Regions from separate parts of the Homo sapiens genome. Here regions 2 and 3 are each linked to region 1. A link is an interaction called in ENCODE POLR2A ChIA-PET data of the cell type or tissue named here. Cell type or tissue: PC-9. All regions are shown on one strand. Each heading gives the region's core, and the rest is flanking DNA. Links, peaks and the distances in the headings are about the cores only.

What was found. ChIA-PET counts read pairs that join two places held together with the same protein. Peaks named below come from ENCODE experiments on the same cell type or tissue, not always from the same donor. Only the 100,000 strongest peaks of a DNase experiment are listed, where the experiment ranks them.
Region 2: POLR2A ChIA-PET joins it to region 1 with 12 read pairs; 9 of 35 experiments call an interaction of 5 or more read pairs at or near these places.
Region 3: POLR2A ChIA-PET joins it to region 1 with 25 read pairs; 5 of 35 experiments call an interaction of 5 or more read pairs at or near these places.

The regions. Positions count from the first base shown.
Region 1 is chr3:49,924,108-49,934,195 of GRCh38, reverse strand. MON1A (MON1 vesicular trafficking associated A) reads left to right here and starts at 4,385. Exons shown (of 6, transcript NM_032355.4): 1 at 4,385-4,587. RefSeq lists a silencer at 4,329-4,678. In PC-9, for the core only: CTCF peaks have their summits at 4,360 (motif pointing right) and 4,575 (motif pointing right); DNase peaks (open chromatin) are centred at 4,325 and 4,595; H3K4me3 peaks cover 1,915 bases; H3K27ac peaks cover 758 bases.
Region 2 is chr3:50,023,122-50,033,209 of GRCh38, reverse strand. All of the region lies in intron 6 of RBM6 (RNA binding motif protein 6), which reads right to left. Among named protein-coding and RNA genes, the nearest start is that of RBM5, 61 kb to the left of the region's middle. In PC-9, for the core only: no CTCF peak of the experiment used is centred there; a DNase peak (open chromatin) is centred at 4,589; H3K27ac peaks cover 539 bases.
Region 3 is chr3:50,100,422-50,110,509 of GRCh38, reverse strand. It overlaps RBM5 (RNA binding motif protein 5), which reads right to left. Exons shown (of 25, transcript NM_005778.4): 6 at 9,905-9,978; 7 at 7,344-7,427; 8 at 6,202-6,262; 9 at 5,368-5,433; 10 at 4,801-4,961; 11 at 3,646-3,743; 12 at 2,941-3,028; 13 at 2,363-2,440; 14 at 2,206-2,278; 15 at 822-907; 16 at 47-131. It overlaps RBM5-AS1 (RBM5 antisense RNA 1), which reads left to right and starts at 9,522. Exons shown (of 1, transcript NR_045388.1): 1 at 9,522-10,088. RefSeq lists a silencer at 9,867-10,067. In PC-9, for the core only: no CTCF peak of the experiment used is centred there; no DNase peak of the experiment used is centred there.

The sequences.
Region 1 (10,088 bases), core at 660-8,659:
CCCAAAGTTCTGGGATTATAGGCATGAACCACCACTCCCTGCCTCCCCTTTTATAGTTAAGGAAACCAGAGCCCAGAAAGGTTAAGTAACTTGCCACAGCTGAAAAGTGAAGGCGGAAGAAATGTAACAATTAGACGTCTTGTTCTTCCCCATATTTCTTCTCTTTTCTAGCTTTAGTGAAGATGTCAGAACCTGAGGTGCTGCAAGGTTATAACTCAAGTGTATCCTTGCTGGGTGTGTAGTCTTAATTACTCAGGAGGCTGATGTGGGAGGATGGCTTGGGCCCAGTAGTTCCTGGCCAGTCTGGGCAACATATTGAGACTCTGTCTCAATATAAAAATAAAAACAGTCCAGGCACAGTGGCTCACACCTGTAATCCCAACACTTTGGGAGGCCAAGGTAGGAGGATTGCTTGAGCCCAGGAGTTCCAGACCAGCCTGGGCAACATAAGGAGACGCCATTTCTACAAAAAATTTAAAACTTGCCCAATGTGGTGGCACACACTTGTGGTCCCAGCCACTCGGGAGGCTGAAGTGGGAGGATCACTTAGGCCCAGGAGGTCAAGGCTGCAGTGAGCCACTGCACTACAGCCTGGGTGACAGATTAAGACCCTGACTCAAAAAACAAACAAGGCCGGGCATGGGGGCTCATGCCTGTAATCCCAGCACTTTGGGAGGCCGAGGTGGGTGGATTGCCTGAGGTCGGGAGTTCGAGACCAGCCTGACCAACATGGAGAAACCCCATCTCTACTAAAAATACAAAATTAGCCGGGTGTGGTGGCACATGCCTGTAATCTCAGCTACTTGGGAGGCTAAGGCAGGAAAATCGCCTGAACCCGGGAGAAGGAGGTTGTGGTGAGCCGAGATCGCACCATTGCACTTCAGCCTGGGCAACAAGAGTGAAACACCGTTTCAAAAAAAAAAAAAAAAGTGGATTAAAACAAAGTTTTAAGTAATAACCTAAGATGTTTTAGTAAGTACCCACCATGATTTGCTCTGCGAGAATGTCTTAGGCACAAGTCTTAGCGAGAAATATATGAGATATATGGCCACTTGCTTAGCTAAGTAGATGTAATACTTCCAGATGACAGTAGTACTATCTGGTGGAGCTGATGTGCTTAACAGGAATAGTAAGACTCTGGAAGAAATCCTGAGCTAAACATGGAGACTGTCAAGAACTAGTTAGGTAGAAAACTTTAAATTTGGTCAGGCGCAGTGGCTCACACCTGTAATCCCAGCACTTTGGGAGGCCGAGGTGGGTGGATGCGGATCACAAGGTCAGGAGTTCGAGATCAGCCTGGCCAACATTGGTGAAACCCCGTCTCTACTAAAAATACAAAAATTAGGCTGGACGCAGTGGCTCACGCCTGTAATCCCAGCACTTTGGGAGGCCGAGGCGGGCGGATCACAAGGTCAAGAGATTGAGACCATCCTGGCCAACATGGTGGAACCCCATCTCTACTAAAAATAAAAAAATTAGCTGGGCATGGTGGTGCATGCCTGTAGTCCCAGCTACTTGGGAGGCTGAGGCAGGAGAATCGCTTGAACGTGGGAGGCTAAGGTTGCAGTGAGCCGAGATAGTGCCACTGCACTCCAGACTGGGTGACTGAGCAAGACTTCATCTCAAAAAAACAAAACAAAACAAAAAACTGGCCGGGCGCAGTGGCTCATACCTGTAATCCCAGCACTTTGGGAGGCCGAGATGGATGAATCACGAGGTCAGGAGTTCGAGACCAGTCTGACCAACATGGTGAAACATGTCTCTACTAAAAATACAAAAATCACAAAAATTTGCCGGGCGTGGTGGTACGCACCTGTAATCCCAGCTACTCTGGAGGCTGAGGCAGGAAAATTGCTTGAACGCGGGAGGCGGAGGTTGCAGTGAGCTGAGATCACGTCACTGCACTCCAGCCTGGGCAACAGAGCGAGACTCCGTCTCAAAAAAAAAAAAAAAAAGAAAACTTTAAATTTGTCTTCTGGGCGGGGTGTGGTGGCTCATGCCTGTAATCCCAGCACTTTGGGAGGCTGAGGCGGGTGGATCACGAGGTCAGGAGTTCAAGACCAGCCTGGCCAAGATGGTGAAACCCTGTCTCTACTAAAAATACAAAAATTAGCTGGGCGTGGTGGTAGGTACCTGTAATCCCAGCCACTCGGGAGGCTGAGGCAGAGAACTACTTGAACCCAGAAGGCAGAGGTTGCAGTGAGCTGAGATGGCACCACTGCACTCTAGCCTGGATGATAGAGACTTCATTTGAAAAAAAATAAGTAAATTAAATTAATTTGTCTTCTATGGAGATGAATTCTATAGGGTGTAAATTCAAGTTAATGAAATATAGGCAGGATATTAGCCAGGCATGGTGGCTTATGCCTGTAATCACAGTACTTTGGGAGGCCAAGATGGGAAAATTGCTTGAGGCCAAGAGTTCGATACCAGCCTTGTCAACATAGCATAGTGAAACCACCATCTCTAAAAAAAAAATAAAAAAAGAAAAAGAAAAAGGAAAGGAACATAGCCAGGACATTTCTGTACCAAGCAGAGAATGTTATATCTTGACTTAAACTCTCCTTCCTTCCTTCCTTCCTCCCTCCCTCCCTTCCTTCCTTCTTTCTTAACTTTCTCCTTCTTGTTGTCCATGATCATGGCTCACTTCAGACTTGATCTCCTGGGCTCAAGTAATTCTTCCTGCTTCAGCCTGTGGAGTAATTGGGATTACAAGGCTGTGCCACCAAGCCCAGCTCATGGCTCAAACTCTTATAGTGTAATAATTAGAGAAAACAACTGTATAAATGATTCTTGCCCTAAGGGAGGGAACTTGGACTTCTGAGCTAATGAGGAGATAAAATACTGAGTGATCTGTGGAGACCTGGAGAGACTCTCAGTTAAGGAATAGGGCATTTTCTTATGTCCTTACCTAAAAGTGGGGGACATGGGGGTGAGAAAGCTTCCCTTAGACTATGTGCAAGAACTTGATAGCCTTATGCAAAGCCATCTTCAGTGAAAGGCCACAGCTTTGTCACCATGTCAGTCACAGGCCAGTGTTGTGGAAGCAGGCTACAAGTGGCAGCCATCTGAGACTGGAAGAAAAGCCCAGGGGCGGAGCTCTACCCTAACTCCAGTGTAGGGCTTAGAGAGGAAAAGGACACTGCCCCCAGGTGCTTGTGGAGCAGCAGGGAAAGTCAGAGGAGTGATCTGACTTTTTTTTTCATCCTATTAACTTTTGGGAGAATTAACCATAAGGCTGTAAAGTGAATTAATTGCTTCAGAAAAGAACATGAGCAGTGGTGCCAAACACTAATTTTACTTTTTAAAACCATCTCTAAAAATAAGGGTCTTTTGGGAGAGCCTGTTGTTGACTGTTTTCCTGTTGTTTTTATTGCTTTGCGTCTAGGAAATTACAAACAATGATTCTTTGCAATGGTAAATCACCTGGGGAGCTTTTAAAACAATAGTGATGCCTGGCTCCCCAACACTCCACCCTACTCTAAATTCAATTAAATCAAAATCTCTAGGGCTGGTGTCCAGGCATTAGTTTTTTTGTTGTTGTTTTTGAGACAGGGTCTCGCTCTGGTGCTCAGGCTGGAGTGCAGGGCATGATCATGGCTCACAGCAACCTCGACCTCCTGGAATCCCACTTCAGCCTCCCGAGTATCTGGGACTACAGGCACACGCCATCAAGCCTGGCTAGTTTTTGTATTTTTAGTAGAGATGGGGTTTCACCATGTTGGCCAGGCTGGTCTGGAACTCCTGACCTCAAGTGATCCGCCCACCTCGGTCTCCCAAGTGTTGGGATTACAGGCGTGAGCCGCCTCGCCCGTCCTAGTTCTTTTTTTTTTTTTTTAAAGCTTCCCGGCTTATTCTATGTGCCGTCAGAGTTGAGAACTACCGTTCTAGAGCATTATACTGATACATTAAAACGTGGCTACAAATATGTTTTTAGAAACAATTAGTGCGACTTTTGCGCATGCCCACATCCTTTACAGCCTGTGTGGCTGGGCCCACTAATGACATTTATCCAGTCCCCCAAACTTGCACTGTCCTTCCACAATCAGTGGGAGAAACAATCCTAACGTCCCTTTCTCTCACTTGAAATGAACTGCTAGCTGGCTCGGACGGAGAGGCCCAGAGTCCAGGGCTGTTCTGTGTGGGACTCTAGACTCGGAGGAGGCGCCCAGGCCCCTAGAAGGCGGCGCCGGATGAGGCAATCGCGGACCCGGGTCAGGACCTGCCCACGGCTCTGCTGGGACTAGGAGCCCAGAACCAGTCCCTCGGCGCCGCAGGCGGCCAAACGCTAAGGACTACATTTCCCACAATGCACCCCGGGGGCGGGCCGAGTCGGGCTGAGCGGCTGGAGCTGGGCCTTGGCCGCGAGAGGCCGGCGAAAGCTATCTTCCTGCACCGGCGGCCGGGTGAGGGCGGTGGGAGGGAGCGGTGCCTGCGCTGTGGCCATGTCTGTGTACGCAGGGGGCCGGGGCCCCGCGAAGCTGTGCCCTCAGGCCGGCCCCGGCCGGACACCCTTACCCCTCCATGGGTCCGGCAGAGGGCAGTGACCGGCACCTTCTGTGCGTCCTGGACTCCTCTGAGAAACAGGTGAGTTGACTGCCAGCCCACGTGGCCTGGAGGCACCTAGAGACTGGAGAGCTGTCATCTTTGGAGGGAGGGGCTTGAAGACGGGGGCCTCCAGCCATCAACGCTATCGTTTGCAATGGGAAGACTGTGTCTCCCTGCGGTCCCTCAGCCGGCTAGTCCCCAGCTGGGGAATACAAAAGGCGAGATCTGGAACCCATCCTTTGGCTGGGAGGGCGAGATCCGGTAGGGGGCAGTGGCCAGGTAGGACTCTCCCCACTCCCCCACCCCCGCCCCGCCAACAAACGTACACATATTCGGCCGGTAGAGTCTTCTCAAAAAGCAACAGAGGTAACTGGGATGAGCGGGGCAGCACCTGGAAGGGGCTTGGGTCTTTGCTTTGTTGTTTTTAGACGGAGTTTCACTCTTGTTGCCCAGTCTGGAGTGCAGTGGTGTGATCTCAGCTCTCTGCAACCTCCGCCTCCCAGGTTCAAGCGATTCTCCTGCCTCAGCCTCCCGAGTAGCTGGGATTACAGGCATGCGCCACCACGCCCAGCTAATTTTTTGTATTTTTGTATTTTTTTAGTAGAGACGGGGTTTCACCATGTTGGCCAGGCTCGTCTTGAACTCCTGACCTCAGGTGATCTGCCTGCCTCAGCTTCCCAAAGTGCTGGGATTACAGGCATGAGCCACTGCGCCTGGCCGGACTTTGCACCAGTTTGCCTGGTGCAACTGGGTTGTCCCTTGTACTGGGTGAGCCACCCTTTCTGGGCACAAGTTTGCAGAGGGAGAGTGAGCACCCTTTGTCAGGGAGGGAAGTAACCGCCAGAAGTGACAAGGACCAGACTGTGATCTCAGCATGGAGTAGGCATCCTGCTGAAGCAGCCATAGCACAGCCTCACCTGGGCCTTGTCTGCCACACATCCTGTATCCTGGCACCTCCTTTCCAGACAGGCCGCTCCAAAGGGTTAAGGTGAAATGAAGTGCTATCCAAGCAAGAAGAGGGAGCAGGAGTGGTAGGGAGTCAGTAGGGAGGGGCTTCTGAAGGCCTTCTCTGCTCCAAGGCTGCCTGAGTGAGAGAGGCACACTACAAGGGCTGATTGAGCCAACTTGTTTGGTGACATTGCTCACAGGCATAGCAGGGCACTTCTAGGAAAAGCAAGGCCTGGGGCTTCTAGAGGGGTTGTCTGAGAAGGGTTCCCTGAGAAGGGGCATCTGGGGCTGGTTCTAAGAGACCTCCTTTGCCTAACTTCTTCAATTCTAGCCTCCCAGGAGCTTCAGTTGCACAGTTGTGGCTCCAATGGGGGTTGGGGTGGATTTTGCTGTGATTCACTCAGCCTCCCTGTCTGAGTTTCCAGAGTAAGTATTCAGAGAGCTGTTTGCTTCATCAGGCCTCTGGCTGGACCCCAGACTGACCTAGGAGATGCTGAGATACTGTATGATCTCAGGTGGCAGGAGAACTATTGTGAAGGAAGCATCCACTAGCTCTGGCCAGCTGATCTGGCCCCCGCCAACCCTTCCCCATGCAGGTACCGTGCTGGGTACCACTCAGCCACACTGGGCTTAGTCAGCTAAAGCCCACAAGGGATCAGTGGAGAGTGGGCCCTGAGGACAGAATAAGTAAGCTATTGTAGACCTTGTTTGGGTCTTTGAACCAAAAGTGCAACGTCACAGAGCAGTGGCATGTGGCAGACCAAGGAGTTTTTTGTTTTTTTTTGTTGTTTTTTTTTTTGAGACAGAGTTTCAATCTTTTGCCCAGGCTGGAGTGCAATGGCGCGATATCAGCTCACTGCAACCTCTGCCCCCTGGGTTCAAGTGATTCTCCTGCCTCAGCCTCCTGAGTAGCTGGGATTATAGGCGCCTGCCACCATACCTGGCTAATTAAGGAGTTTAATTTAGGAGATACTTCCAAGAGCAGCAGAGAGCCCGTTGTCTATTCCTGCAACTCCAGAGCCAGTGAACAACCAGTTAGCCTGGAGGAACTCCCAGCTGTCTATAAGACAGCTCTTTGACCTGACTCCCAACTGTCTATATGATAGCCCTAGCCTGAAGGTGAGTCGCTTCAGGCTAGGGCCCACCTGGCTTTGCAAGGTCAGAAGCGTATTTGCCCATATGCCACTGTAGGCTGAGCAAAATCTCAGAGGCCCGATTTACATGGCACAGACCACTGGATTCATGTGGTATTATAAGTGCAGTCACACATGGACTGAATGCTAAGTAAGAATAATCAGGATGTGCTAATGGGAGCAACTGAGTATGTAATCAAATTACATGGATTATTTCATTTAATCTTCCCACAACCCAAGGAATCAATACTACTATCCCATTTTATAAATGAGAAAACTGAGACCAGGCCAGGTTAATCCAGGTCCCTCTAACTTCGGAGCCATTGTTCCTGAACACCTGAGTAGTACCAGTGATAAGTCTTCCCCACAGGCAGGGGTTTCCAGAGGCCACATCACAGGTGTGACAGAGCTGGGCATTCTTCAGAGATCTTTCAGTTTTCCCTTCCATTTTTCTTTTTTAATTGCCTGAGGGATAAAAACACAAGTTCAGCTGGGCGCGGTGGCTCATGCCTGTAATCCCAGCACTTTGGGAGGCCGAGGCCGGTGGATCACCTGAGGTCAGGAGTTTGGGACCAGCCTGGCCAACATGATGAAACCCCATCTCTACTAAAAATACAAAAATTGGATGGGCATGGTGGTACACACCTGTAATCCCAGCTACTCGGGAGGCTGAGGCACAAGAATTGCTTGAACCCAGGAGGCAGAGGTTGCAGTGAGCCAAGATCATGCCACTGCACTCCAGCCTGGGCGACAGAATGAGACTCCATCTCAAAAAAAAAAAAAATCTCCCTCCCAAAGATGTCTGTTGGCTGGATGTGGTGGCTCACACCTGTAATCCCAGCACTTTGGGAGCCCTAGGAGGGAGGATCTTCAGTTCAGGAGTTTGAGAACAGCCTGGACAACATACTGAGACCCCATCTCTACAAAAATAAAAATTAAAAAATTAGCCAGGCGTGGTGGCACGTGCCTGTAGTCTCAGGTACTCAGGAGGCTGAGGTGGAAGGATCATTTGAGCCTGAGAGGCCAGGGCTACAGTTAGCTGTGATTGCATCACTGCACTCCAGCCTGGGTGACAGAGTGAGATTCTGTCTCAAAAAAAATAGAACTCCTCCCGCATGTGGCTTAAAGCCATACTGAAATTTGTGGTAGGTCACAGGGTAACCTTCAATCCAGAGAAATAAAGCAGGGCAAGAGGGGTAAGGAGCAGGGATATTGATAAGGTAATGCTTGAGCAGCAACCTGAAGGGAGTGAGGGACTGAGTCACATAGATAACTAGCCCAGGCAATGGAGTAGGTGAAGTGGGGTGCAGGGGGAAAGTTCAGCAACGGCAAAGTTCTAAAGTTAAAGAGTGCCCAGGAGGCTTAAGGAAAGCCAGGAGGCCACTATGGCTGGGCTGAATCACAGTTAGTGGGGAAAAAGGATAAGAGATGAGGTCAAAGAAGTAATGGGGAAGGAGTTATGTTGAGTGGGGCCTTGTGCACCACTGTGAGGAAATTGGCTTTCTCACTGAGTAAGGTGGGACCATTACAGAGTTGTGAGCAGAGGAACTGCATGACCTGAGTTCTGTATCAAGAGAATCACTTTGCTGTAAGAAGCACAGATTATGCAGGGACAAGGGCAAAAGAGGGGAGACTAGATAGGAGATTACTGCAACAATCTCCTAGAGAGACACTGGTGGCTTTGACCACAGTGGTAGCTGTGGAGGTGACAAGTGGTCAGATTCTGGATATAGGCATTTCCCACTTAACATCAGTAATCTGTTTCATGAAAATTGGACATTCTGTGTGAAATCTTCAACTTAATATATTTTCCATTGATTGATTGATTGAGACAGGGTCTTGCTGTGTTGCCCAGGCTGGAGTACAGTGGCACAATCACGGCTCACTGCAGCCTTGACCTCCTGTACTCAAGCGATCCTCCCACCTCAGCCTCTTAAGTAGGTGGGACTACAGGCATGAGCTGCCCCACCCAGCTGATTTTTTATTTTGTAGAGACAGGGTCTCACTATGTCAGCCAGGCTGGCACTCAGTAATTTTCTATCAGTTCTATTTGGAATATAATTTGAAGCTTTAAATGCACATTACTTTGTTAAAAATATAGATAAGATTTTAATGATGTAAATATACATATTTTCTGTATAAACATACACTGGGCCAGGTGTGGTGGCTCACACCTGTAATCCCAGTACTTTGAGAGGCTGAGGCAGGCAGATCACTTGAGTCAAGGAGTTTGAGAGCAGCTTGGGCAACATAAGGAGACCCTGTCTCTACAAAAAATTAAAAAATTAGCCAGGCATGGTGGCACATGCCTGTGGTCCCAGCTACTTGGGAGGCTGAGGTGGGAGGATCACTTGGGCCTGGGAGGTTGAGGCTACAGTGAACCATGATCACACTATTGCACTTCGGCCTGGGTGGCAGAGTGAGACCCTGTCTCAATAGATAAATAAATAAACATAAGCTGAATCAACATAAGTTTGGTATATTAGTTAACTATTGCTGTGTAACAAATTATGCCAAAACTTAGCAGCTTAAAACAACAATATTTATTATCTCATACAGTTCTTGTGGGTCAAGAATTTGGGAGTGGCTTAGCTGGATGGCTCAAGCTCAGGGTCTCTTATTACGTTGAAGTCATCTGAAGGTTTGACTGGGCCTAGATGATCTGCTTCCGAGATGACTCACTCATGACTAGCAAGTTGGTACTGGCTGTTCACAGGAGGTCTCAGTCCCTTGCCATGAAGTTCTCTCCATAGAGCTGCTTACATGTCCTTACAACATGGCTGATGGCTTTCCCTAGAGGGAATGATCCAAGAGAACAAGGCAGAAGCCACAATGTCTTTTATGACCTAGCCTCAGAAGTCACACATTGTTTTTTCATTTTTTTTTGAGACAGGGTCTGCTCTGGCACCCAAGCTGGAGTGCAGCAGTGCGATCTCAGCTCACTGCAACCTCTGCCTCCCCCCGGGTTCAAGTGATTCTCATACCTTAGCCTCCCAAGCAGTTGGGATTACAGGCGCCCGTCATGACACCTAGGTAATTTTTGTATTTTTAGTAGAGATGGGGTTTCACCATGTTGTCCAGGCTGGTCTCAAACTCCTGACCTCAAGTGATCAGCCCATCCTGGCCTCCCAAAGTGCTGGGATTACAGGCATAAGCCACTGTCCCCAGCCACACATTGTTATTTACACAGTGTCCTATTGGTTGCATAGGTCAGCCCTGCTCAGTGTGGAAAGGGAGTATGCAAAGTCGCATAGCAGGAGTTGAGGATTACTAGAGACCATCTTGAAGGCTGACAACCAAGCTGGATATTAAAAACAAAAAGGCATTCTATGGTGAAAATGTTAACTAGAGACATTTTGCTGGATGTGCCTGTATTCTGAAATAGAGCTAACAGGATTTGCTGATGGTTTGGTATATGAGGTGTGGGGAAAAAAAGAGAGGCGTAAGGGATGACTCCAA
Region 2 (10,088 bases), core at 1,070-9,069, 99 kb before region 1:
TTCTCCTGTCTGAGCCTCCTGAGTAGCTGGGATTACCGGTATGCACCACCATGCCCAGCTAATTTTTGTATTTTTAGTAGAGACTGGGTTTCTCCATGTTGGCCAGGCTGGTCTCAAACTCCTGACCTCAGGTGATCTGCCCACCTTGGCCTCCCGAAGTGCTGTGATTACAGGCATGAGCTTGGCTTCCCTGTCTCTTCTCTATTTCTTTTTCTTTTTTTTTTGAGATGGAGTTTTGCTCTTGTTGCCCAGGTTGGAGTGCAATGGCACGATCTCGGCTCACTGCAACCTCTGCCTCCTTGTTTCAAGCGGTTCTCCTGCCTCAGCCTCCCGAATAGCTGGAATTACAGGCATGCACCACCATGCCCGGCTAATTTTGTATTTTTAGTAGAGACAGGGTTTCCCCATGTTGGCCAGGCTAGTCTCGAACTCTGACCTTAGGTGATCCACCTGCCTCGGCCTCCCAAAGTGCTGGGATTATAGGCGTGAGCCACCGTGCCCGGCCCCCTGTCTCTATTTCTTAAAAGAAGCATTTGGCTGGTGATAATTATATATTTAGTATTTTTTAAAATTATTATAAGAATAATTAATGTTTGGAGAAACGAGTTCTGTAACCGGAAAGAATCTGGTTCTCATTCTGGGAAATTAAGAGACTACTAATAGTCTCCCAATGTCTATTTGCTCTCTTACCTTGGGAGCAAATCCCTGCTTTTTTTTTTTTTTTTTTGAGATGGAGTCTCGCCCTGTTGCCAGGCTGGAGCGCAATGGCACGACCTTCGCTCACTGCAACCTCCACCTCCTGGGTTCAACCAATTCTCCTGCCTCAGCCTCCTGAGTAGCTTGGACTACAGGCACGCACCACCACGCCCAGCTAATTTTTGTATTTTTTTTAGTAGAGATGGGGTTTCACCATGTTGGCCAGGATGGTCTCCATCTCTTGATCTCATGATCCGCCTGCCTCGACCTCCCAAAGTGCTGGGATTACAGGTGTGAGCCACCGTGCCCGGCCTGGAAAATTAAAAGACTACTAGTAGTCTCCTAATGCCTATCTGCTCTCTTTACCTTGGGAGAAAATCTGCTTTTTAACTGGGCACATAGCTGCCTAAAATAAAGACGTTCTGCAGCCCTCCTTGAAGCTGAAGTGTGGCTATGACTAAATTCTGATCAACTGAACATAACTAGAAGTAATGCTTGAAACGCTCAAAAGTATCCTTTTTTAAGAAATTTTTGTGGATACATAGTAGGTGTATTTATTTATGGAGTACAGGAGATGTTTTGATACAGGCATGCAATGTGAAATAAGCATATCATGGGGAATAGAGTATCCATCCCCTCATGCATTTATCTTTTGAGTTACAACCAATCAAATTATACTCTGCATTATTTTATTTTTTTCTTTTTATGTTATTTTAAAATGTACAATTAAGTCATTATTGACTATACTCACCCTATTGTGGTATCAAATAGTAGGTCTTTTTTTTTATACTTTAAGTTCTAGGGTACATGGTGCACAATGTGCAGGTTTGTTACACATGTATACATGTGCCATGTTGGTGTGCTGCACCCATTAACTCGTCATTTACATTAAGTATATCTCCTAATGCTATCACTCCCCCCTCCCCCACCCCACGACAGGCCCCAGTGTGTGATGTTCCCCGCTCTGTGTCCAAGTGTTCTCATTGTTCAATTCCCACGTATAAGTGAGAACATGTGGTGTCCGGTTTTCTGCCCTTAGATAGTTTGCTCAGAATGATGGTTTACAGCTTCATCCATGTCCCTACAAAGGACATGAACTCATCCTTTTTTATTGCTGCATAGTATTCCATGGTGTATATGTGCCACATTTTCTTAATCCAGTCTATCATTGATGGACATTTGGATTGGTTCCAAGTCTTTGCTATTGTGAATAGTGCCGCAATAAACATACATGTGCATGTGTCTTTATAGCAGCATGATTTATAATCCTTTGGGTATATACCCAGTAATGGGATGGCTGGGTCAAATGGTATTTCTAGTTCTAGATCCTTGAGGAATCGCCACACTGTCTTCCACAATGGCTGAACTAGTTTACAGTCCCACCAACAGTGTAAAAGTGTTCCTGTTTCTCCACATCCTCTCCAGCACCTGTTGTTTCCTGGCTTTTTACTGATCACTATTCTAACTGGTGTGAGATACATATAGGCGTGAGCCACCTATATCATTGTGGTTTTGATTTGCATTTCTCTGATGGTCTTACTCATTCTACCTTTTTTATACCCCTTTACCATTCCCACCTTCCCCCCAGCCCCCTAACTACCCTTCCCATACTCTGGTAACCATCCTTCTACTCACTATGTCCAGGAAGTATCCTTAAAGACAGGGCCCATTTTCATCCCCCTTCCTTCCCATTGGTTGCTAAATAAAACTGATAACTGACACTCAAATAGCCATCTTGAACAATAAGATAGAAATCACATGTTAAGATGGGGCTACATGGTTGAAAGAACCTGGGTCCCTGATCATGACCAAACCACCATAAGAAAGCCTGGACAGCTCAAACTTCATTTGCATTAGAGAGAAATAAACTTGTTTAAACTGCTTTTATTTTTAGTTTTCTGTCATTCCCAGCCAAATCTAATCCTAACCAATACAGACGCTTTTGAAAATTACTGGTAAGAGGCAGAAGGAAGTATTTTGCTTAAAATTCATAAACTATAAAATAAACAGAAAGTTGTAGGAAAAAAGTAGGTAGTGGAACAAAAGGTATAAGAAATGACAATGAAAAAACCTGTGGAGCTCTGTTTGTGTATTTCTAGAGGTCCTACTGTCACTTGACACTTAATGTATCCAACCAATTATTCTCCCTCCCAAATGCTTTCCTCTTCTACATGCTTTGTATCTGTTCAAGGTACAACCATTTTTTTTTTTTTTTTTTTTTTTTTTTAAGACAAAAAGAGTCTCACTCTGTCACCCAGGCTAGAGAGCAGTGGCATGATCATGGCTCACTGCAATCTCGACTTCCTGGGCCCAAGTGATTCTCCCACCTCACCCCCGCCCCACCCACCAGTCACTGGGACTACAGGCACGTGCCCCCATGCCCAGCTTTTATATATATTTGTAAAATTTTTATAGAGACAAGGTCCCACTACATTGCCCAGGCTGGTCTCGAACTCCTGGGCTCAAGCAATCCTTCTGCCATGGCCTCCCAAAGTCTCACTCTGTTGCCCATGCTGGAGTGCCCTGGTGCATCATGGCTCACTGTACTCTCGACCTCTTGGGTTCAAGAGATCCTTCCACCTCAACCTCTCTAGTAATGGGAACTACAGGGGCACACCACCATGCCTGGCTAAATTTCTTTTTAAAAAATTTTTATAGCGATGAGGTTTTACTATGTTGCCCAGGCTGGTCTTGAACTCCTGGGCTCAAGCAATCCTCCTGCCTCGGCCTCCCAAGTGTTGGAATTACTCCTTTATTTATTTATTATTATTATTATTTTTTGAGACAGAGTCTCGCTCTGTCGCCCTGGCTGGAGTGCAGTGGCACGATCTCGGCTCACTGCAACCTCTGCCTCCTGGGTTCAAGTGATTCTTCTGCCTCAGTCTCCTGAGTAGCTGGGCCTACAGGTACACGCCACCACGCCCAGCTAATTTTTGTATTTTTAGTAGAGACGGGGTTTCGCCATATTGGCTAGGCTGGTCTCGAACTCCTGACCTCGTGATCTGCCCGCCTCAGCCTCCCAAAGTGCTGGGATGACAGGCGTGAGCCACCATGCCAAACCGGTATGATTCCTTTAACCTCTGAGTGGCCTTTGATTCTGCCCTCTCTCTTGTACCTTCCCCTCTGATATCCAGTGTTATCAAATCCTAGAGATTCTTTGTTTAAACTCTTTCAAACCTGATCTCTTCCTTCCACATCTACTCCTAATCCCTAATGCAAGGCATCAACTTCTCACATATCAACTGCTGCTCTACATCCTAAGGGACCCTTTTCTCTGCAGTTTCTCTTTTTAAGTCTACATACCACCACAAGAAGATAGTATCATTTTGATACTGTTACATTCTTGTAATCCACCATGTCATCAAATTAAACTTTTAAATGCAAGGCCCTAGACAACCTAAACTGACCTACCTTGTACCTTCCAAGTCATTCCATTCACTACATTCCAGAGTAAAAGAACAAGAATCAGACAGAAATTTGAAAGCTAAAATGAACAAACAAGAATATATGGCTAGCTCCATCAAAGGAGAAATAGTATCTACTAATTGCTATCTCAGAAAATACAGTAGAAACCTAACAGAAATATCAGAGCCTAGCAAATAAGGAGGTCACTTGGGTTGGGGGGGTCAAGACCACATTTTACAGAAATTAAAAAGATCACTAGGGCTTATGAAGAATAAAACAGAGCCAAAACCACTTTATGCAATATGTGTTAACCCAATTCACAAATATGTATTTATTTAGCTCATCATATGTTGCCAGGTCCAGTTCTAACCTTTTTAAGCAGTAAAGAAAAGAAATAGTCCCTGCTTTCATGGACCTTTCAATCTAATGAGGACATCTGTTGACCACCTATTTGCTAGTCATTACCCAGGCATTTTTTCTGGTTTAGCTAGTTATTCCTTTATATCATATCTCTCATGACTCTAAGATTACCCTGAACTACCCAAGCATGTCTAACAATGGAATGCCTCCTTTATTCCAAGTACACAGGAAGAGCCACAAGAAGTATTTTACTAGGAAAAGTGCCTAAACTAACGTTCTCTGGCCTTAAAGGGTGCCAGTTGAGCCAGGAAACCTGACAGAAACAAATGCAAACATGTCTCTGGGCTGATGCTCTGTTTGTAGAAAACCCAACATATCCTGCATTGCTCTGCATTCACAGTACGCAGGAATCAAGTCAAAGAAAAAAGATGACCACTACCCTATACTTCTTAACTCAGGAACTAGACCATATGAGCACTAACAGACACACAGGCAGAAACAATAAATATGCTATTCAATGGTTGACTCTGAACAGGAGAATCTGTAAGGAATGGAAGGAAGAAGACTGCTATTCAACTGTCAACTGCAAACCAAGCCCTTGATATGCTCAAAACCCAAATATTTAAGACTGACACATGTCCACAGTACCAAGTGCCTCAAAACATCTAGTTAAAAAAAAAAAAACAAGTACAAAACCCCAAACCAAACACAGCCCAAGAGAGAATTCAAATGGGTAATGCAAATATCCAAAGGCTTCCAAACCAGAATTGAAACCTGGTTATCTAATGTATGAGTATGCCATGTTTTCAACACTACACCACTCCAACATGGGGCTTACTAGGCTACGCATCTGGGGATAGCTGGTAAAAAGCTGGAAGTTTTAGCATTGTGGCTCTTTGGTATATATCGAAGAGAACTGAAAATGTGTCCACACAAAACCTTGTACATGAATGTGAATAGTATTATTCATAATAAACAAAAGTGGAAACAACCTAAATGTCTACCAATTAATGAGCAGATAAAGACAATGTGGTATATCCATATGATGGAATATTATTCAACCCTATAAATGATTTAAGTACTGATTCATATAACATGGATGAACCTTAAAAACATTAGGCTAAGTAAAAGAAGCCAGTCACAAAAGACCATATGGTATATGATTCCATTTATATGAAATATCCAGAGCAGGCAAATCTATAGAGACAGAAAGCCGACTAGCAGATGACTGGGGGTAGAGAAGGAAGTAGGAGAAAATGGAGAGTGACTCTTAATGGATATATAGTTTCTTTTTGTTCCCAGAAATGTTCTGGTATCAGTGGTGATAGTTGCACAATTTTATGAATATACTAAAAACTACTAAATTGTACACTTGAAAGAGGTAAGTTTTATGTTATGTGGATTATACCTCAATTACAACAAATATAACACAACAAAAAAAGCTTTCAGGGCTGCAAGACTACTGACAAAGCAAAGACATCTGGTTATTTCATTCTTCCCTTTTTGCCCTATTCTGGCCCAGATGAGCACCACTTAAACCTACCCCTCCTACCCCAAGCCTCTAAGTGAACACTCTGCCTCCAGCTTTTTCTCCTCCTAACCATGCACACCACTGCAAAACTCATCCTCCTTATCACATCCCAATTCTTACCCAAAGCTCTAGCTCCCACTTACCATATTATAATGGAAAATTGGAGGACTCCAGAAGGGTACATCAATTTTCTCAACAGGAAGATGGCCAAAAAGCTATCTGACGACCCAGGAACAAATAAACTTTTAGGGATGCGAATGAAATCATCAAATCATCAAATGCCTACCTATGCTATTTTTTTTTTTTTTTTTTTTTTGGTGAGACAAGGTCTCACTCTGTCACCCAGGCTGGAGTGCAGTGGTGCGATCTCTGCTCACTGCCTCCCAGGTACAATCTCCCACCTCGGCTTCCCCAATAGCTGGGACTACAGGTGCACGCCACCACACCTGCCTAATTTTTGTATTTTTTGGTAGATATGGGGATTCACCATGTTAGTCAGGCTGGTCTCAAACTTTTGACCTCAGGTGATCTGCCTGCCTCGGCCTCCCAAAGTCCTATATTTTTTTTTCTTTTTTTTTTTTTTGAGAGACAGAGTCTTGGCCAGGCGTGGTGGTTCACGCCTGCCTAGTCCCAGCACTTTGGGACTCTGGCTTTACTAAAAATACAAAAAATTAGCCAGACGTGGTGGTGCATGCCTGTAGTCCCAGCTATTTGGGAGGCTGAGGCAGGAAAATGGCTTGAACCCATGAAGCAGAGGTTGCAGTGAGCTGAGATCGTGCCACTGCACTCCAGTCTGGCAACTGGGCGAAATTCTGTCTCCAAAAAAAAAAAAAAGGGCCGGGCACAGTGGCTCACGCCTATAATCCTAGCACTTTGGGAGACCAAAGCAGGTTGATCCCTTGAGGTCAGGGGTTTGAGACCAGCCTGGCCAACATGGTGAAACCCTGTCTACTAAAAATACAAAAATTAGCCGGGCATGGTGGTGGGTGCCTGTAATCCCAGCTACTCGGAAGGCTGAGGTAGAAGAATCGCTTGAACCCGGGAGGCGGAGGCTGCAGTGAGCCGAGATCGTGCCACTGCACTCCAGCCTGGAAGACGGCGAGATTCCGTCTCAAAAAAAAAGAAAAAAAAAAAGAGACAAAGTCTCCCTCTGTCATCCAAGCTGGAGTATAGTGGTCTGATATTGGTTCACTGCAACCTCCATCTCCAAGCAGTTCTGCCTCGGCCTCCTGAGTAGCTGGGATTACAGGCGTCTGCCACCACACCCAGCTAATTTTTGTATTTCTAGTAGAGATGGGGTTTCACCATGTTGGTCAAAGTTCTATACTTAATTTATCAATTAGTCTTATATATTTAAATGATAAAATGAAATAATGTGGTCTTAATTACTGCTGTAACCCTGATACCTACACTAGGAGACATATATACAGAGCAGGGGGAATCAATAGCTGTTGAACAACTATATGTAGGCAGCAATCAATGAAAACTTGAACAGTGGGGCACAGTGGCTCACGCCTATATTCCCAACACTTTGGGAGACTGAAGCAGGAGGACGGCTTAAGGCCAGGAGTTCCCAACCAGCCTGGGCAACATAGTGACACCCTGTCTCTTAAAAAAAAAAAAAAAAAAATTAAAGTTGTATATATATAAAAGGTTAAATTTCTAGGTGGCAGACAGAAGATACATAGAAAATCCAACAAGCACATTCACAGGTAGGTATATATTAACAGGAATAAGTGCATCTACCTATTCGCCAAGAGAAATAACAATTCCGTGGTGTTTTGTTTTCTTTTTTGAGATAGAGTCTCGCTCTGTCACCCAGGCTGGAGTGCAGTGGTGTGATCTCAGCTCACTGCAACCTCTACCTCCTGGGTTCAAGTGATTATCCTGCCTCAGCCTCCTGTGTAGCTGGGATTACAGGTGCCCATCACCACACCTGGCTAATTTTTGTATTTTTAGAAAAGACGGGGTTTCGCCATGTTAGCCAGGCTGGTCTTGCTTCTGACCTCAGGTGATCTGCCCACCTCAGTCTCCCAAAGTACTGGGATTACAGGCGTGAGCCACCGCGCCTGGCTGAGAAATAACAACTTTGAAAAAACATCATTTGCCATAGCTCCAAATGGGGGAAAAAAAAAAACCCACAGTCCATCTAGAGTGGAATTTGAATAAATTGTAATACATTCTTAGACTGGAAAACTGTTTTCTTGTTTTTTGTTTTTTGTTTTTTGAGACGGAGTCTTGCTCTGTCGCCCAGGCTGGAGTGCAGTGGCGCAATCTCGGCTCACTGCAAGCTCCATCTCCCAAGTTCACGCCACTCTCCTGTTTCAGCATCTCAAGTAGCTGGGATTACAGGTGTCCTGCCTCAGCCTCCTGAGTAGCTGGGACTACAGGGGCCCGTCACCACGCCCAGCTAATTTTTTGTATTTTTAGTAGAGACGGGGTTTCACCGTGTTAGCCAGGATGGTCTTGATCTCCTGACCTCGTAATCTGCACGCTTCAGCCTCCCAAAGTGCTGGGATAACAGGCGTGAGCCATCGTGCCCGGCCAAAAACTGTTTTTTTCATTCGGGTGGTGGTTAACCAGGTATATCCAACTTTGGAATAATTCACTAAGCAATGAAAATGAACAAATCGCAGTTACACACAAGATGAATTTCAAAAACAATACTAAGTATAAAAGTCAGGCAAAAGAATACATCTTTTGTGATTCTAATTACATAAGGCTCAAAAGAAAGTCAAAAGACTCTGTGGTATTAGAACTCAGTGACTACCTGTGGGAGGGATGAAAAGGACAATGACCAGGAGGGGCAGGAGGGGCTTCTCCATATGAAGCAGTGTTCTGTTTTTTTCATTCAGGTGGTGGTTAACCAGGTATATCCAACTTTGGAGTAATTCACTAAGCAATACACTTACGACATGATATCTTTTCTGTATGTATACGTCAATAAAAGGGAGGGGAAATAATTATTTAGAAGGACTGTTCTTTCCATTTGCACACTTCAAAAGTCTATTTTATTCAAGCTCTTCATGTGCTACATTTACATCATCAATAGAGCCATTTTAGATAACCTAGCAATTTTCTAAGCCACATCATTTTAAAATGTCACAGAAGTTGTTTAAGATAAACTACTTTTTGAATCTGTGGATAATGTCATTATGGGAAGTTTATCTTAAGCCACAAGTACCCTTTGGCATAAAATTACGACAAACGATTCTTTCATTGGTCCTGTAAGTGAATTTGAATACTTGTTTTATTAAAAATATCACACCCGGCTGGGAGCAGTGGCTCACACCTGTAATCCCAGCACTTTGGGAGGCTGAGATGGGTGGATCACCTGAAGTCAGGAGTTCAAGACCAGCCTGGCCAACATGGTGAAACCCCATCTCTACAAAAATACAAAAATTAGCCAGGCATGATGGCGGGTGCCTGTAATCCCAGCTACTCGAGAGGCTGAGGCACGAGAATCACTTGAACTCGGAGGTTGCAGTAAGCTGAGATCACATCATTGCACAGCCTGGGTGACAGAGCAAGAATCTGTCTCCAAAAAAAAAAAAAAAAAAAATCACCAAACATTTTATTTGTGAGCGTATAATGCCAGAGTAATCACAGCAATTATTAAATTCACCTCCTTTTAAAACACGGTATTCTACTAGACCTCTGTAAGCACCCAATACTAGCACGGACTGCGGTCACTACTTAATGCATCTTTTTCAAATACTTTGTGGCTCAAAAGAAGTAACAGAAATTAGTCAGGTGTGGTGGCAGGCACCTGTAATCCCAGCTACTTGGGATGCTGAAACAGGAGAATAGCTTGAACCCAGGAGGCGGAGGTTGCAGTCAGCCGAGATCGCGCCACTGTACTCCAGCCTGGGCAACAAGAGTGAAACTCTGTCTCAAATAAATAAATAAGAAGTAACTGAGAGAAAACTCCACAGGAGCTAAGACTTTATAAAAGCAAGAAGAAGAAACAGAAAAAGAAGAAAGAAGAAGAAGAAAGCAGGAGGAGGAGAAGGAGGAGGAAGAACGTGAAAGATTCTGAGGGATAAATTCTTGGGAAAACTCATCTCGTATTCAGCGAATATACTCATTTTCAACT
Region 3 (10,088 bases), core at 923-8,922, 180 kb before region 1:
AACTAAGACCTTCCAACTGTCAACAGCCCCATGAGGTTTGGCTTACCATATTTGGTACCAGGAACTACACCAGTAGGGGAAGCGGCTGGGGCCTGTGTACTTGTGCTAGTGCTAGGCTGTGCTTCCTCAGTCTGGAAAGAACAGCAGCTTCAATATAATTTCAACTGTAAAGCCTTTTAAGAGAGCTAAATCACTGCAATCATCCAGGAGGAAGGGCTCCCCTGACAGACACACTGTAGCAATAATCTAAGGCAATCCCTCAGCAAAACACATGTTGACAACTTTTTTGCTTTCTTTTTCAAGAGGAGTCTTGCTCTGTTGCCCAAACTGGACTGCAGTGGCGCAATCTTGGCTCACTGCAACCTCCGTCTCCGGGGTTCAAGCAATTCTCCTGCCTCAGCCTCCCGAGTAGCTGGGATTACAGGCATGTGCCACCACGCCCGGCTAATTTTTGTATTTTTAGTAGAGACGGGGTTTCACCGTGTTAGCCAGGATGGTCTTGATCTCCTAACCTCGTGATCCACCCGCCTCGGCCTCCCAAAGTGCTGGGATTACAGGCGCGAGCCACCACACCCGGCCCCGGCGACAACTTTCTAAAGGTCAAGCATGCATAAAGTGTAAATACACAGTTGAAATTTTATATTTAAAATATACATGCACATATATATCATAAAATTAATATTTTAAAACAACAGAAAGAAATAAGGTTGAAGTGTGTATTACTCAATCCTGGCTCATACAACAGGAAAGGGTAATACTTGTATAGCAAAACAAAATTTCCCCATCAGCCACGAGTTTTGTATATAGGACAACAGGATTACCGGAGAGCCAGGTGGATTGGAGGTTTGATTATACAGCTGAGGACTCTGGGACACTACAGCCGCTGAGGTGGTGGTCACTGCTGTGCCTGATGATAAACACAAGTGTTAGGGAAAGCCAAGGCACTGAACGCCAACCCAAACATCTTTATTTGTAATGCCCAATCTAGCCTTCTTCTGTCATTGTATATGTCAGTTCTTCATAAGCTAACTTCCACTAAGTACCCTGGAATCTGTGACATTTTCATTTTCTTATAATTCTACTAGATGTGATATACAAAGTTAAGGATTCTGTATCATGGCTAAGAAAAAGAGAAGAGGCCGGGTGCAGTGGCTCAGGCCTGTAATCCCAGCACTTTGGAAGGAAAAGGCGAGCCGATCACGAGGTCAGGAGATTGAGACCATCCTGGCTAACACGGTGAAACCCCGTCTCTACTAAAAATACAAAAAATTAGCCGGGAGTGGTGGCAGGCACCTGTAGTTCCAGCTACTTGTGAGGCTAAGGCAGGAGAATGGCGTGAACCTGGGAGGCAGAGCTCACAGTGAACCGAGATAACGCCACCGCACTCCAGCCTGGGCAACAGAGCGAGACTCCGTCTCAAAAAAAAAAGAAGAGAAAAGGAAGAGAAGAAAGGATCTATATTTGCTCTGGGGTTGAGAAAGATTTAACTCACAAGGCTTTTTAAAGCCTGAAACAAAAATTAAAGCCAAGGCTTCTTAGAGTAGCTCTTCTGATTGATGTCTGAGCACCAGTCTCCAGGGCCACATCCTCTCTGCTCACCTGAACTTACGTGGGCACTCACGACTCCAAACACAGAGAGGGGAAATACAGAGTTGAATTCCAAGAATTAAACTCATCACAACATGGTCTCTAAGACCTTGTATTAACTCCTGGTGTACACAAATAACCGTATTCTTCCCCAGAACCTTGGGTACATGATGACAGCCCTGAATATGCCCCCTACATTCTTTTTTTTTTCTTTCTGAGACAGAATCTCACTCTGTCGCCCAGGCTGGAGTGCAGTGGCGCAATCTCAGCTCACTGCAATCTCTGCCGCTCGGGTTCAAGCAATTCTCCTGCCTCAGCCTCCTGAGTAGCTGGGATTACAGGCGCCTGCCACCGCACCTGGCTAATTTCTGTAGTTTTAGCTGAGATGGGGTTTCACCATGTTGGCCAGGCTGGTCTTGAACTCCTGACCTCGTGATCCACCTGCCTTGGCCTCCCAAAGTGCTGGGATTACAGGCGTGAGCCACCGTGCCCGGCCATGCCCCCTACAATCTTACAGAGAAATGGACTTGTAGCTTTTGGTCCAGTTAGGACATTTAATCATATTTCTTCAACTGTAAGTGCTTAAACAAAAGGTAAAAGGGAGATGAAGTTTACTACCTGATGCAGATGATGCATCAGATTCCAATCCTCCAGCTTGTTGTTGATAAAACTGCTGATAATCCTGTGAATACTGAAGAAAAGTCCACCATTAAAGCTGCTATTCTCAGACACACTCTGCAAGACTATAAGGTGGATGCTGCTAAAATCTACCTACCTGAGCATATTGGGCATAGCCATCTTGACCTGGTTGCAGATAACTGTAGTCAACACTGCCTCCTTCACCACTTTGAGACTACAAAACATCAAAATGAGACAAAGACAAACTTAGTAGGCATTAAGGAAAAAAATTCAGAAGTCCCTAAAAATGAGCTCATGATGCTGGGCGCTGTGGCTCACGGCTGTAATCCCAGCACTTTGGGAGGCTGACGTGGGTGGATCACCTGAGGTCAGGAGTTCAAGACCAGCCTGGCCAACGTGGTGAAATCCCATCTCTACTAAAATACAAAAATTAGCCAGGCGTGGTGGCAGGTACCTGTAATCCCAGCTACTCAAGAGGCTGAGACAGAAGAACCACTTGAACCTGGAAGGTGGAGCTTGCAGTGAGCCAAGATTGCACCATTGCACTCCAGCCCGGGTGACGAGAGTGATACTCTGTCTCAAAAAAAAAAAAAAAAAAAAAAAAAAAAAAAGAAAAGAAAAGAGCTCATACTGCGAGTACCACAGGAGAGGTCACGTCTGTGAATCTGGGCACCACCACCACACTACCTTGAGCAAAAAGATCCTCGATCTTACCTGGGTGGATGACCACTGAGCAGCAGCAATAGCCGTACTAGCTACAGAGAAAGCGCTGACGCGGTTACCATCTGAGAGGACCAAGTCTCTGAAACCACAAAGATCCAATCATGTGATTCTATCACAGTATTCCCACAATTAGTGCCCCTATACCACCAACTGATTCACTCCACCCTTTGTCAGTTCTCAAATGCCAGCAAGGCCACATTTCACAGGGGGAGGGCTCTTCATGGGGAAATTCCTCAGTAAGCAAGTGGCCCTGTAGTATCATTGTTCTACCTTGTAACCTGCCATCTAACGAAGAGTTTTTTGAATGTGCAATGATACTAAAAAAAGGGAAATTTACCGTGTTAGAGTTAAGCACTATATACATGAAATTATTAGCACGCTGTTCTGGAAGGAATGGGTTATTTCTGGATGGGTTAGCACTATACTGCTGCAGTTTGCAAAGCATGTGTTCTCAACCCATCTGCCATACTTGCCTTTCTCCTGATCTGAAACCATTTCAGGCAACTTCATCAACTGGTTACACAGGACAGTAGGGAATAATCACTAAAAGAAGACAAACGTGTCCCTCCTGGCCTTGGCAATCAGGGAGGATCACAGTGTCTCAACATACTTGGGGCACAGGCTTGGCGTTCAGTTAGCACACTGTACAAATGTGCATATGCAGTAGTTTGAAATAAGGACAATGAAGCCACTCACTTTCTGGCACTTTTTGCAAAATCAACCCCAATAGTTTTGCCATCAATTTTCAAAGGAGGATGGAGACTCTGTAATATCTGAAGCAGCTGAGAAGCATCCTGAAGGAGAATGTGAAGGAAAAAAACGTGTAATGCAATTAAAAATCTCTCCCTACCATCCACCCCATTCAAAGAAGTAGTTTTCTATTAAAAAATAAAAGGCAATTAATTCCTTATTGTGTTTGCAGATATGAAACCTCAAGAAAGGAATATCTCTCTTTCCTCTAAGATGTGAAGGTTTCCAGTATTACCAAAAGAGCAAATGCTAAACCAATCTAAAACAAAGTACATCTAGCACTTGGGAGGCTGAGATGAGCGGATCACTTGAAGTCAAGAGTTCGAGACCAGCCTGGCCAACATGGCAAAAACCTGTCTCTACTAAAAATACAAAAATTAGCTGGGCGTGGCTGGGCGCGGTGGCTCACGCCTGTAATCCCAGCACTTTGGGAGGCAGAGGTGGTGATCAAGACCATCCTGGCTAACACAGTGAAACCCCATCTCTACTAAAAATACAAAAAATTAGCTGAGCATGGTGGTGAGCGCCTGTAATCCCAGATACTCAGGAGGCTGAGGCGGGAGAATGGCGTGAACCCTGGGGAGATGGAGCTTGCAGTGAGCCGAGATCACACCACTGCACTCCATCCAGCCTGGGCGACAGAACGAGACTCCCTCTCAAAAAAAAAAAAAAAAAAAAAAAAAAAAAAAAAATAGCTGGGCGTGGTGGCGGGCACCTGTAATCCCAGCTACTCAGGAGGCTGAGGCAGGAGAATCGCTTGAACCCTGGAGGCAGAGGTTGCAGTGATCCGAGATGGTGCCACCGCACTCCAGCCTGGGCGACAGTGAGACTCCATCCCAAAAAAGAACAACAACAACAAAAAACAAAGTACCAAGGACTAAACTGTGGCTCAAAAAATTCTGCCAGTTGCCTATAGGTATACACATTATTTTTACTACTTACTGAAGTCATCAGTCCTGTAATTTAGCAGTGCAAAAACTGTCATTAGGGAGCCTTGCATCTTGGGCTTTAGGAGCCTCAGACAGTTTCAAAACTGGATGAACCACATTTGCCTCTTAAAGCTGTTTCTTTTAAAAAGGAAAGAATCGATGAGAACCTCACCATTGCAGAGGACAGCTGCACAAATGCGAAGCCTCTGTTCTGCTGGGTCTGTTTGTCTTTTATGAGGCGGATGTTATTGACAGCTAAAGACGCGTAAGGAGACAGTGCTGTCATGATGGAATCCACCACAGTGTGCGGAGCTATGTTCCGAAGAATGATCGCTAGGGGTAAATGAGACAAATGACATACACATGCATTCCCACCACCAATGTACCAAAGTTTTCCAAGATAGGGTCAAGTACATACAAATCCATTTGTGACATTCCTAGTGTATTTTCTACCCTGACATGGAGAAGATTCTAAAAATCCTGTCTTTTAAGGGACAACCCGAAGCTGCTGCTGCTCCTTACAAAAGGGTAGGAGAACAGAAATTTCCAACTGAGGTCAATTTTTTTTTTTTTTTGAGACGGAGTAGCTGGGATTACAGGTGTGTGCCACCACACCCAGCTAATTTTTTGTATTTTTAGTAGAGACAGGGTTTCACCGTGTTAGCCAGGATGGTCTCCATCTCCTGACAACTGAGGTCAATTTTTAACATGAAGACCAAAAGATCGTGTATGAACTTACTATCACAGTAGTAATCCACAGACTGAACCGACTCTGTGGTTCCAGGAGGCACTTCCTGTTCAGAGTCTAGAAGGGAAAGTGATCCAATTAGAGACAAACAACTAATGTATTTTCACCAAAGAAATACATTAAAATCCCCACAAGTTTTTATTTTAACCACACAAAACAATCGTTTTTTTCTTTTTTAAGCATTTGTGCCTATAGTAAAACCTCATTAATTGTGACTTGGTTAACGCAGAATGCAAACTTTGGGCCACAGTGGGACTGACACTACCCTGCACTAAAGAAAGGCAGATGCAGAATGCAAACCAGGTGAGCAGACTTAATTCTAGAAAACAAAAGAACTTTCTGTGCTCTCACAATCATGAGCAGCATTATCTAACCTAAGGGAAAAGATTTAAAGAAAACAGACAAGTTGTTTAAGTACACTAAAATCTATACTTTTCCTCAGGCTCACAGTTAACAACCCTATTTGTCAGATTTTTGTTTTGTTTTTTTTGAGAGGCAGGGTCTTGTTTGTTGCCCAGGCTGGAGTGCAGTGGTATGACCATAGCTCACTGCAGCCTTCAACTCCTGGACTCAAGCAATCCTCTCACCTAAACCTCCTGAGTAGCTAGGACTACAGGTGTGTGCCACCACACCCAGATAATTTAAAATTTCTTTTTTTGTACAGGCAGGGTCTTGCTATCTCTTGCCAGGCTGGTATTGAACTCCTGTCCTCAAGTGATCTTCCCACCTTGGCCTTGCAAAGTGGTGGGATTACAGTGAGCCACTGCTCCCTGCCCCAGTTAGTAGGTTTTAATGCATATTGCAAACAGCTGAATCCAGTCTTACCAAACTTGTCTGCTCCACATCGGAAGCATTTTAGTCTTTTCCTGAAATTGTTAAGGCAGCACTGAAAAAAAAAGTTTTATCTGTAATTATTTCTCACATTAGGCCAGGCTTTCTAGTAACAATAACAGTGGGGCCACGGGTAGGTCCCAGTAACTAACAGAAAAGCAGAAAGTCTCACGTAGCTGAGACATGGGGACATAACCTAAAAAATTCAGAATGTAACACTGTTAAAATCTCCCAAGAAAAACAAAGTTTGTTGTATGTTGAAGAAGAATCCCATTATTATCAAGCCGAGGAAAGGGTTCAGTTAATTTGAAAACTCTACAGCAAGCCACTGGTGAAGCTCTTCCTTGTATCAACAGAGCACTATACATCCCATCCTACATACACAAACACAAGGTAAACTAACCACTGTCTAGTCCCCTACTGGACAGGGGACACAGTTTGAGCACTCTCAAAATATCAATGTCAACATTCAAGTTCAAAATGGTAAACCTTATATAACTTTAGCAGGGTTCTCAACTATTTTGGTTAATACAGTTAAGAGACTACGCCAAAAACTGAGAGCTCTAGAATTCAATAAACAGTAACATGAAACACACCTAAAATCTTAATCACTGGGCTTAGAACCTGCATCCTTTTTGTTGTCCTTTTTTGTTTTTTGAGACAGAGTCTCACTCTGTCACCCAGGCTAGAGTGCAGTGGCGCGATCTTGGCTCATTGCAACCTCTGCCTCCCGTGTTCAAGAGATTTTCCTGCCTCAACCTCCGAGTAGCTGGGATTACAGGCGCGCACCGTGATGCCCAGCTAATTTTTGTATTTTTAGTAGAGACGGGGTTTTGCCATGTTGGCCAGGCTGGTCTCTAACCCCTGGCCTCAAGCTATCTACCCGCCTTGGCCTCCCAAAGTGCTGGGATTACAGGCGTGAGCCACCATGCCCAGCAGAACGTGCATCTTAATAAACGAAACCTCTAGTTCTATCATCTAATACCAGTGTAGGAGGACCCAAGGAAAGTAACAAACCATGAATATTACTGATGATTGAGTAACAATTTCCTTGTTTGGACAGTCAAATAAACAAACAGAAAAAAACAGCAATATCCTAAAGGAGTTTTGTCTATTTGGGAAGAACATATGCTTACCTTGTTACAAAGCCAATCTTCAAACTTAGGTCTGGGATTGCTATAATGCATTGCAATGTGCTTTCCTTGAATCACCAACTTTTTCTGTAAGAAAAGAAGTAATTAGTTATTCCCATTGTGAGGAACATGTGTCCATTTTCCCAGGGCAGAGCACACTTCGGAAAAATCAGTGCTCTGGAATTAAATGGACAACATACGGGGAGGACCAACCACCGCCACCTATACTCTGCCCATCCAATCCTTCAGATAGGCAGTAAGAGAATGGGATGCGGAGTAAAGGTAAACGGAGTCAGGGAGTGCTGAGAAAGCTGTCAAACACTAAACGCTGACTTGCACCAGGCCGTGTCTCCAGCGGAGACAGAAGTCCTAACATTCAGCATTGACAGGCTGCCTGAGTGTGACAGTCTACTTCAAAAAGCAGAAGACACAATTCTCTCAGTTCTGAGACTGTCTCTTACTTTTGCCCTTAGCATGGTGTCCTTGGGCTTCGCTTCACCTTTTTCCCCAGTCCCCCATCCTTATGCAAAGTAAAAGCCTTTACATTTCTCCTTCCCCCCACACCTTCTGCTTCAGGATGAGTCCTTTGGGGGGAAAGGGAGGGGAACTCATTTTTAAAGGGAATCTGGTTACAATTCTTTCTCAAGAGGGACTATTCTGAATGCCACCAACTCTAAAACAACTAAATGAGATTTTTTTTTTCCTGTCAACTGCAACCATGTCATGTCCTAGGTGACAGATGTGTTTTTCACTAAAATGGATGGTACTCTCTTCAAGGTGAGTAACCAGGAGGCCAATGAAGTTTCTTCAGGGGGGTAGGAAAAGCTCATAAATGCACACACCACCTCATCCTTCAAGTCAACCATGTGACTACAAGGACTTAGCTTTAAAAAGTCAAAATTCTGAGCTGAATCAATCTAGCCAAGAGTATACCTAGCACCTACCCCTAAAGAGCCTTCATTTAACAGGAGCATCTTTTCTTTTTCTTGGGGGTGGGAGGATCAAGGGTGGGGGTGGTTTGACACTATCAAACAGATTTAAGTAGGTGGTTAGATATCCAGATTTTAAAAAGGAGTCTAACCCCTCTAAACATACATACTGTTGAGCAATTTGGTTCTTGCAAATCCTGGAAGATTTAAGACATGCTGTGAATTTTGTCTCTGCGATATCTAAAGGCAAGACTGCATGTCTGGCCAGGAGAGAAAAAGCTGAAGGGCCATCCACTCACTGTGATATACAGAAGCAAAAATAAAAAAGCTGGGAGATATGTGAATAGATCATCCCACTAGGAGGGATGTGTGCTGGGAGACTCCAAACTACCAGTGAGTCCCTAATCCTACTGGCCTTTTATTTCTGGAGTGAATTTGAACTGTAATGTGTTACACAGTAACATAGCTTTGTATACATTAAAATTGTGGAGACTTTTAAATGTCTTACAGGTTTTAGTTTCTTAGGAGTTTTAAACTCCTAGGTTAGTCATTCTGACATATCCACTGCATCAAACAATGCTATCATGTCAAGAAAGCAGACTCACATGAACCTTGTATATGTTCTGGATTTACTAGGATGGTATCTATGGTATGAAATGAATGAAGCTCTACTTTTAATAAAATCAGGCTGTGATTTCTGGGTTAGGAAAATGAGAGGCTTAAAAACTTTAACAAATCAGTCAGTCAAAGTGATACCCTCATTAGTGAGTCTTGTTATAAATGGCAATATTACCAATCAAAGAATGTAACTTTTATTCATGGATTCATGGATGACTCAAATCACAGAATGCTGCAGAAAAGCAAGATAATGAGTCAAGCAAACTTCCCAGAATGCACTTGGTTAAAGGCATTCAATAATGTGCCTTGGAGTTCTTGCAAAAAATGTTATTTAAGTGCCAAGCACTGAACATTATCTTGACAAACTGAAGAACACTTCAGTTAACACTACCTCGAAGAACCATCAATGACTTGCTTTGAACAGACTATAAAAGGCATTCTCAAGGAGATTAGAATGTTAATGCCACTCTAACTAGATTAGACAGCTGCAGGACACCACTCCCAGGCTAATCTCATCAGACTTATTGTTCATAAATTCCACTAAGTCCTTAAATATTCCCTGAAGACCGGTCTGAGCAGTTACGCCTCCAGGAGGCTTTGTGGTCTTCAGGCAGAAATAAGGAATTACTTATAAAAATGCCGCCACAGACTTTCACTATGTTCTCTTCACTGTCAAATGGAGAGTTTGATATACTAAGCTTACTCTCAATGGACATAATAGGAATATAACAAACTAGAAAAAAGGGAAACATTAAGATGTTTTAGTGATTACCAGACAGGTATTCAGTAGTTAACAAAGCCCTGCCAGGTAGGTAGCCATGTTTAAAGGCAGAACAAATTCTATAATGAAGTCCTTGGTACTGTACTTATTCTAGTAACATCAATTTTAATATATACAAAGCTTTTTTTTTAAAAAAAAGTCACTCCTTTGGAACAAACCACTCCTTCAACCTTTTTTTAAAATTGTACAGACTTGTTCCATTTTCATGAATATCTAGACTTGGTGAGTGAAGCAACCTGATTGGCTTCCATCCAGCTGGTAGCATCTTGCAAGTGATAAAACTCCACGAAGGCGAAACCACGGCTTACACCTAGAGACAGCATTCAGATATAGACGGGATACTTGTGTTAGTCAGTTCCTTTATAACAGGTGAATCTCTCTCCCACTGCTTCAACACTGCGTGACAAAGCCAATTGGGAA